2 separate regions of the Homo sapiens genome follow, and region 2 is linked to region 1. The links are chromatin contacts, found by Hi-C or POLR2A ChIA-PET in ENCODE. All regions are on one chromosome and are shown on one strand. The core of a region is the stretch at or near the end of the contact, and the rest is flanking DNA. Distances in the headings are between cores, read along the strand shown. Region 1 has its middle 18 kb from the start of ATL2. Region 2 overlaps ATL2 (atlastin GTPase 2).

Region 1 (4,998 bases), core at 944-3,443:
TTTTCCAATTTTCTGCTTTTTTCTTCCTCTATAAGTTGACTTTTGTTCGCATATTTATCCTGCATAGCTCAAACTGGTTGCCAAAGCTGTAAGTGCCCCGTAAAGATACAACAGGGGAACAAAAAAGAGTCTACTTTCTGCCTTGAATCTCTTCTTATTAGAAGGAAAATTTCCCAGAAGCCCCCTTAGACTTTTCCTCAGTCTCTTGTGTACTCACAAGTGAAATACATGTCCACTCCTAAACGAATTTCTGGCAAGGAAAATGGACTCACCATGATTAGTTTGATGTAATCAAGGTCCACACTGCTCTGGGCTGGAACCAGTTTTCCCTGAAACATATTAAGTGGCCTGATACCTGAACAAAATTGGGATATTGTTAGCAGGAAGAAGGGTAGAATGGCTGATGGAAGGGCAGCCCGTAATGTCTGGCATTGATGAGAACACTGGGCATGACTTCTAAGCACACTCTGACCTACCATCTCCTCTTTTTCTCCTATAATCCACTTGTCACGAGGTAAATGCCCCTTTCACTTGGGTATAACTAAAGTAATGAAGGCCTTTATACAACAGGAACCCCCGAGAACCCGTCAAGAATTCTACAGTTCCCAGAGAAATTAATGTGAGCTACATGTGGTTTATATTGAAACAAGCCACCAATTGAGAAGCTTAAGTTACACCATGGATGGTGAGAAAGGACCTTCCAGTTATCACTAAGCATCAGGCATGTGCTGTCCTTGTTCTTCCCTTGACCTGGGTTGTGTACAGAGTTCCTGGGTTTCAGCGATGCCTTGCTGCATGGTTGAAAATCCTGTTTATCTTATTGTCACATGCATCCTTATAATATAGCCCCCCATAAATTGAAGTGACTTGAATAAATGTTGGGTTTTTCCCCTCAGAAAATCAATTTAGCCAGGAGACAGGATTGGGAGACTGAATGAAACCTGAAGCTTCGTTTTGTTTGATGCTCATATAGTTGGCTTACAAAGTGATTTTTTTAATTTTTAAATTAATTACAAACAATTAAAATCAGAAAATTACACACATTTTTAAAAGTGTGACCCATCTCTACAAAAAAATTAAAAATTACCTGGGTGTAGTGGTACATGGCTATAGTCCTAGCTACCTGGGAGGCTGAGGGTGGGTGGATTGCTAAGCCCAGGATGTCAACACTGCAGTGAGCCATCATCGTGCCACTGCATTTTAGCCTAGGCAACAAACCAAGACACTGCCTCAAAAAAAAAAAAAAAAAAAAAGTAGATTTCTGGTTTAAAAAACTATCTGAAGATCTGACCACCGGAGCCAGTCTACTTATATAGTGACCACTGTCTGAAGCTGACTAGTGGGTCCCCCTTTGATCAGAAATAGATTCTCCAACTTGCCACAGACTCCATTTCACACTTGTGCTATCTGCCTGGCCCATCTCAAGCATTTGAACTCATGGCCCCTGGCTACCTAATCAAAAATGCCCATGGAGTTACCTAATGGACCTAACTCAAGAGTCATAGCCAGTATAGTAACCAAAACAGCACGGTAGCAGTACCAAAACAGACACATAGACCAATGGAACAGAATAGAAAGCCCAGAAATAATGCCACACTCCTACAACCATCTGATCTTTGACAGAGTTGACAAAAACAAGCAATGGGGAAAGGACTCCCTATTCAATAAACGGTTCCAGGATAACTGGCTAGCTATATGTGGAAGATTGAAACTGGACCCCTTCCTTACACCATATATAAAAATCAACTCAAGACCAATTAAAGATTTAAACATAAAACCTAAAACCATAAAAACCTTGGAAGATAACCTAGGAAATACCATTCTGGACATAGGACTGGGCAAAGATTTCATGACAAAAATGCCAAAAACAACTGCAACAAAAACAAAAATTCATAAATGGAACCTAATTGAACTAAAGTTTCCACACAGCAAAAGAAACTATCAACAGAGTAGTAAACAGACAACCTACAGAATGGGAGAAACTATTTGCAAACTATACTCGTGACAAAGGTCTAATAACCAGAATCTATAAGGAACTTAAATTTACAAGCAAAAAACAAACAACTCCATTAAAAAGTGAGCACAGGACAAGAACAGACACTTTTCAAAAAAAGACATACATGTGGCCAACAAGCCACAAAATGCTCAACGTTACTAATCACTAGAGAAATGCAAATCAAAACCACAATGAGATACCATCTCACACCAGTCACAATGGGTATCATTAAAAAGTCAAAAAATGCAGCCATAAAAAGAATGAGATCATGTCCTTCGCAGGGACATGAATGAAGCCGGAGGCCATTATCCTTAGTGAACTAACACTGGAACAGAAACCAAGTCCTGCGTGTTCTCACTTATAAATGGGAGCTAAACATCAAGTACACATGGACACAAAGAAGGGAACAACAGACACTCAGGCCGACTTGAGGATGGATGGTGGGAAGAGGATGGTGGGAAAAACTACCTATCTGGCACTATGCTTATTACCTGGATGATGAAATAATCTGTAGACCAAACCCCAGTGACATGCAATTAACCTATATAACAAACCTGCTCATGTAACCCTGAACCTAAAGTAAGAGTTAAAAAAAACAAAAACAAAAACGCAAGTTGGCCAGGCTTGGTGGCTCATGCTTGCAATCCCAGCACTTTGGGAAGCCGAGGAGGGTGGATCAGTTGAGGCCAGGAGTTAGAGGCTAGCCTAGGCAACATGGTGAAAATCCCATCTCTACTAACAATACAAATATTAACTGGCTGGGTGCGGTGGTTCACGTCTGTAATCCCAGCACTTTGGGATGCCAAGGCGGGAGGATCAGCTAAGGTCAAGAGTTTTGACACCAGCCTGACCAATACAGTGAAACCCCATCTCTATTACAAGTACAAAAATTAGCCAGGTGTGGTGGCAGGCACCTGTAGTCCCAGTTACTCAGGAGGCTGAGACAAGAGAATTGCTTGAACCCGGGAGGTGGAGGTTGCAGTGAGCCACTATCATGCCACTGCACTCCAGCCTGGGCAACAGAGCGGGACTCCAACTCAAAAAAAAAAAAAAATCGCCATATGTGGTGACACACACCTGTAATCCCAGCTACTTGGGAGGCTGAGGCAGGAGAATTGCTTGAACCCAGGAGGCAGAGGTTGCAGTGAGCCAAGATCACACCACTGCACTCCAACCTGGGCAACAGAGCGAGATTCTGTCTCCAAAAAAAAAAAAAAAAGTTATAGCCAGTTCAGAGAATGAAAAGCAAATACATTGATGAGGGATTTCAGGAGATCAGAGACATGAGTCCCATCTCCAAAGAAAAAAACACCCTGAACCTCACAGCCCTCCTCCCTCTCCCCACAAACCTTGGGAAGCTGGCCAACCCTGATAGCAGAAGAGTAGAGAATAAAACATCCCCTTGTTTCTAGTGTACAACAGTCACTGAGTCATGGGAAGCCCCGGAGCGCTAGATCTGATTACCTGCTGATCATGATTTCAGCTTGCAGAACAAGCCTGTTCCCATTAGTGACAGTATACAATTACTAGCTGACATGCTTACAGGGATCTTACCACAATATTCTTTTCAGGAATGTATTTCTTCTACCATCCTCTACCCACAGACACACACACATCCTATTTTGATATGCCTGTCCCAAATGGATTCTGAAAACTGGTTCAGATAGACTCTGTTTTATTAGCTCTCTCTATATGTTTCTCAAGGTCCAATTTTCTTCCTTCTTTAATCCCCATGTCATGATTATGACCATTAAAAACCATCTTTTTTTTTTTTTTTTTTTTTTGAGGTGGAGTCTTGCTCTGTTGCCCAGGCTGGAGTGCAGTGGCACGATCTCAGCTCACTGCAACCTCCACCTCCTGGGTTCAAACGATTCTCCTGTCTCAGCCTTCCGAGTAGCTAGGATTACAGGTGCCCACCACACCTGGCTAATTTTTGCATTTTTAGTAGAGATGGGTTTTCACCATGTTGGCCAGGCTTGTCTCAAACTCCTGACCTCGTGATCTGCCCGCCTTGGCCTCTCAAAGTGTTGGGATTACAGGTGTGAACCACCGTGCCTGGCCTTTTTTCTTTTTTTTTTGAGACAGAGTCTGGCTCTGTGGTCCAGGCTGTAGTGCAGTGGCATGATCTCAGCTCACTGCAACCTCCGTCTCCCGGGTTCAGGCGATTCTCCTGCCTCAGCCTCCTGAGTAGCTGGGATTACAGGTGACTGCCACTGCGCCTGGCTAATTTTTGTATTTTTAGTAGAGACAAGGTTTGGCCATATTGGCCAGGCTGGTCTCAAACTCCTGATCTCAGGTGATCCGCCTGTCTCAGTCTCCCAAAGTGCTGGTGAGAGGTGACAGTGTGCTGGCAGCCCTCACAGCCCTCGCTCACTCTCAGCGCCTCCTCGGCTTCAGCGCCCACTCTGGCCACGCTTGAGGAGCCCTTCAACCCGCCGCTGCACTGTGGAAGCCCCTTTCTGGGCTGGCCGAGGCCGGAGCCGGCTCCCTCAGCTTGCGGGGAGGTGTGGAGGGAGAGGTGCGGGCGGGAACTGGGGCTGCATGTGGCACTTGCAGGCCAGCGCGAGTTCCGGGTGGGCATGGGCTTGGCAGACCATGCCTGCCCGAGCAGTGAGGGGCTTAGCACCTGGGCCAGCAGCTGCAGAGGGTGTGCTGGGTCCCCCGTGCTCGATTTCTCACCAAGCCTTAGCTGCCTCCCCACAGGGCAGGGCTGGGGACCTGCAGCCCGCCATGCCTGAGCCTCCCCCTGCCGCCATGGGCTCCTGCGCCGCCCGAGCCTCCCCGACGAGCACCGCCCCCTCCTCCATGGCACCAGGTCCCATCCACCGCCCAAGGGCTGAGGAGTGCGGACGCAAGGTGCAGGACTGGCAGGCAGCCCCACCTGCAACCCTGGTGTGGGATCCACTTGGTGAAGCCAGCTGGACTCCAGAGTCTAGTGGGGACTTAGAGAACCTTTATGTCTAGCTAAGGGATTGTAAATACACCAATCAGCAATCTGTATC
Region 2 (4,626 bases), core at 660-3,159, 71 kb before region 1:
TTACTCTTCTTGTCTGTGCTCCTGATACTCCCCATAGATCTCAACACACATCTTCCTGATTCTACCATACCAAAAAAAGTTACCATTTATAAGGAGTTACCTTTATATGGTTTTGCAGTTTTTTTGTGAGTCTCTTGAGAGCAAAGGCTACAAACAATCATCTTTGTTCACCAAACTGCTCCTATCAAAGTGCCTTGCACTGTTGTAAGTTCTGACATGGAGAATCTCATTCCCCCACAATGTCAAAAAAAAAAAAATCTGGTACTTAATGAATTTATTATTTGTAAAAGTTACAGGCTACACAAATAATTCCTCTAAGAGAACTCTGGTTTTACTCTACATTTTACTTATTTCTATCTCCTCTACAAGAAGGTAAGTTTCACAAAAGTTTTGTTTGTTTCATTCTTACAAGTATTCCCATCACAGAGAAGTGTGCCTGGCTTGTAGTTGGTACTCTAAGTATTTCTTAAACAAACAAAAAAGTTTACTTATAAGCTTCAATGTACTCCCTTTTGAGCATGGGTAATAAATCCAGAAGAAATATGATCTTTGTTATTATTCCTAGAAACAATACAATCATAAAAAGACAGTAAAAATAAATTTTTATAAGTATAGATGACTGAAATCATAGGCTTATATGTTTGCCAGCCCCCTCTTCCAAAGAAACTTTAAAAAGAATTGGTGTCTCATAAAAATCTACTATGTATCATCTCTTCCTAGGTTACCTTGTAATGGAAATGTTTAAAAAAAAATACTAAACTGATTAGTCAGCAAAAGGATGAAAGAAGCTGAGTGTGGTGGCTACACCTGTAATCCCAGCACTTTGGGAGGCCAAGGCAGGAGGATCACTTGAGCCCAAAAGTTCAAGGCTGCAGTGAGCTATGATGATGCCACCACACTCCAGCCTGGATGACAGAGTGAGAGACCCTGCCTCTATTTAACAACAACAACAAAGATGAAAAAATAAATCAGAGAACTAATCAGATTCTTTAAAACGTGTAAAAGTGTATAATTTCTCTAACATAGTGAACACTGACAGCTTTCATAAAATACAGTCATTCATTCATTAAATATTTGTGGAACCTCTACCATGTGCCAGCCATTTTTCTAGGGATACAGCAGTGAACAAGAATAAACATTCCTGCCCACAAAGAGAATTTTAGTGGGAGCTAAAGGCAGCCTTGCTGATAACAGACCCTATTTGCTGTGATAATTTACTAAAAGCAAACCTAAAAACTCAAAAACACTAATCTGATACTATTTACTACTATGGAGACAAAAGCCTCAAAACTCAGAAATGCAAAAGTAATCCTATTCCACCAGACATATAAAGTAAATAGGAAAAAAAGAAGTATTTATAGAATAAAACTCAACTGCAAAAGGCAATCTGAAATCACCAGAAGTTTTTTTTTTTTTTTTTTTTTTTTTTGAGATGGGGTCTCACTTGCTATGTTGCCCAGGCCGGTCTTGAACTCTTGAGCTCAAGCAATCCTCCCACCTCAGCACCTCAGCCTCTCAAAGTGCTGGGATTACAAGCATGAGCCACCATGCCCAGCCTGAAGTTTAAGTATAATCAAATAGTGAATAAATACAGCCCTTGCCAAAAAGACGTTCTACATAATATAATTATCAGCAATTAAGAAACCTTACCTATTCTAAACAGTAAGAAACAAATTCATATTTTACCAAAGGAAAGGTATACTCCCTAGCAACAAAGTGAAACAACTATGTAACCATTTATTTAGTTAGTTAGACAGAGAGAAAGAAAACGAGACAGACAGACACAGACAGGGTCTTGCTCTATCACCCAAGCTGGAGAGCAATGGCACGATCATAGCTCACTGTCCTCGACATCCTGGGCTCAAGTGATCAAAGGGTTGGTTGTCCTGCCAGGCCTACATGTATCAGAGCACACCCGCTCCTGACTGCTGGCAAGCTGACTCCCTTTCACAATGGATAGGCTGGAAGAATAAAGGTTCATACAAAAGCCATAAATCATCACAACTGGGAGTAAAAGGAATAAAAAGAATGAAATTAAGATCCAAGTGGGCCGGTAAGGTGGCTCACGCCTGTAATCCCAGCACTTTGGGAAGCCGAGGCGGGCGGATCACCTGAGGCTGGGAGTTTGAGACCAGCCTGACCAACATGGAGATACCCAGTCTCTACTAAAAATACAAAAAAATTAGCCAAGCATGGTGGTGCATGCCTGTAATCTCAGCTACTCGGGAGGCTGAGGCAGGAAAATCGCTTGAACCCGGGAGGCGGAGGATGCGATGAGCCAAGATCGCGCCATTGCACTCCAGCCTGGGCAACAAAAGCGAAACTCAGTCTCAAAAAAAACAATCCAAGTAGTGCTACAATAATAAGCGAGATCCTCCCTAGTTGCATGACATTCCCCACACCACCACAAATGAAAATCTTCATGTGTATAAAACTAGTACCTAATCAGGAGACAGGTTATGAACACTCAGCACCCAAAGTGATGGACACAATAAATACTGTACACATTCTAACCACCAATTGTATTTACTGTTTTCATTTGAATATGTGAGAATACTCTGCAAGTCCTGGAACAAATTATAAAACATTTAACTTTAAAACAGTTTAAAACTGTCTAACATCTTATCCAACCCCATTCCCACCCCATGCCCAACTCTTCCCATCTGGGGCTGGACAAATCAATGAAATTATGACTGACCCAAGTCATGAGCCCAGAAAAAGGACAACTCTAACTACTTAGGTACATGCTGAAGAGGAATTTAACATATTTTGATAAAAGGTTCTGCTCAAAAGGTGTCTTTGACCTTGAAGACACTATGCTAAATGAAATAGGCCACACACAAAAGGACAAATATTCTATGATTCTACTCATATGAGGTGCTTAGTCAAATTCATAGGGACAGAAAGTAGAATGGTGGATGCCAGGGGATTGGGGAGAGAAATGGGGAGTTAGTGTTTAATGGGCACAGAGCTTCAGCTGGGGAAGATGAAGCAGTTCTGGAGATGGATAGTGGCAATGGCTACACAACAATGTGAACAGACTTAGTGCCACTGAAGTGTACACTTACAAATGGTTAAAGAGGTAAATTTTATGTTATGTATATCTTACCACAATTTTAAAAAAAGTTGCCCTTGAGGGCTAACAAAACGGAAGGGGCAGACACGTCTTGTAATTAAACTGAGATTTGACTTTAGAGTCTTCCATTGGACTTCCAGTGTCAGCTTTCTCATGTAAAAAGTTTAGAAGTCATCAGACCTATCTTTACAACAAGAGAAAAGCTTAGCAAACTGAAAAATCAATAAACTCTCCTTTCTTAGATCAAAGAATTGAGATCACAGGTCAAACCATCCCTGCAAAATCACAAGAGACAAACTAACACAAAGGATCAGGAGTTGAGGTCAGCTTACCAGCAACTGCTGCAGCAACTGGTAGGAACACTTAAATGGCAATTTCAATGAATTGTCAGAAGCTGAGAGTGAACTAGTTTAAGCACTAAAAACCCTAGAGGCTCAGTCTAAGAAAACACCCCACTTTCCTGAATATTATCTCAAAGAACTCCACAAAATTCTCAAAGTAATTACGGAAGAAAGTTTCCCTCATGACTGACAAGGGGAGGGGAAGTAACACTTTTTAAGTTCACCCTGGGAAAGTAACCACTATCTACACACACACCAGTACATACACACACACACACACACACACACACACACCAGTACACACACACACACACACACACACACACACACACCAGTACACACACACACACACACACACACACACACACACACACACACACACACACACACACACACACCAGTCCCCACAACAAAAGCCTGCCCTCCTGAGAAAACTACTTTACCAGAGCTTTATCTGACCCTAGGGAGGAGCAATTAAATTAGCCAACTCCAGCCCCATCTAGGCTTCCTGTCTAGTTTAAGGTTTTGTTTGTTTGTTTGTTTAAAAAAAAAAAAAAAAAAAAAAAAAGAGGGTCATAGACCAGGACTCAGGCCCACTAAAAAACTAAGGAGCCAGGTGCAGTGGTGTCTGCCTGTAATCTCAGCTATTCAGGAGACTGAGCTCAGGAGTTCCAGACCAGCCTGGGCAACATAAGGAGACTGTGTCTCAAAAAAGAATAAAAATAAAACTAAGATTTAACCATAAGGTGGCATACGATGCTTCTGCTCTCCTACACTTTACCACCTCATCAACAATGCTCCAATATAATGACAGTGGATTACAAATAAAAAAGCTGCAAGACACAGATTTTGAGTTCAATAAAAGTTCTTGGGAAACCCCAAAGACAGTGAGAGAATAAGGAGAAACTGAAGCCTCTAGGACCTGCAGCTAAAAAACACGTTAAACACAGCCCATCTCCCAACTAGATTAACATATAACCTCATAATAGAAGCCTAAATCTTCAGTCTTTATTACCTGATACTTCATGTCTGGCTTTCAGCAAAAAATTACAAGCCATGCCAAAAGGCAAGAAAAAAATAGACTGAAAAGACAAGGCAAACAACAGAACCAGACTCAGATATGATATATTTCAGAATTAGAAAATAGGAAATTGATCCAGGAAGAGGACAGAACACCAAGCAGGATAAATACCAAAAAAATCCACACTA

The links. Hi-C counts contacts between places; a loop is a spot of excess contacts on that map. ChIA-PET counts read pairs that join two places held with the same protein, here RNA polymerase II (POLR2A). Pooled maps may share reads with other maps.
Region 2: POLR2A ChIA-PET joins it to region 1 with 16 read pairs in activated CD4-positive, alpha-beta T cell. The contact joins two enhancer-like sites. A Hi-C loop is called at or near these places in 2 of 50 pooled maps. POLR2A ChIA-PET finds 5 or more read pairs at or near these places in 4 of 52 experiments (HEK293, activated CD4-positive, alpha-beta T cell, activated CD8-positive, alpha-beta memory T cell and 1 more).

What each region holds. Positions count from the first base shown.
Region 1 is chr2:38,392,803-38,397,800 of GRCh38, forward strand. No RefSeq gene overlaps it. Among named protein-coding and RNA genes, the nearest start is that of ATL2, 18 kb to the left of the region's middle. RefSeq lists a silencer at 2,091-2,291 and an enhancer at 4,188-4,688. Within about 2 kb of position 2,194, at least 4 of the 41 ENCODE cell types and tissues checked have a DNase peak (open chromatin) inside an H3K27ac peak, as active enhancers do.
Region 2 is chr2:38,321,947-38,326,572 of GRCh38, forward strand. All of the region lies in intron 2 of ATL2 (atlastin GTPase 2), which reads right to left. Among named protein-coding and RNA genes, the nearest start is that of ATL2, 53 kb to the right of the region's middle. Within about 2 kb of position 1,910, at least 2 of the 41 ENCODE cell types and tissues checked have a DNase peak (open chromatin) inside an H3K27ac peak, as active enhancers do.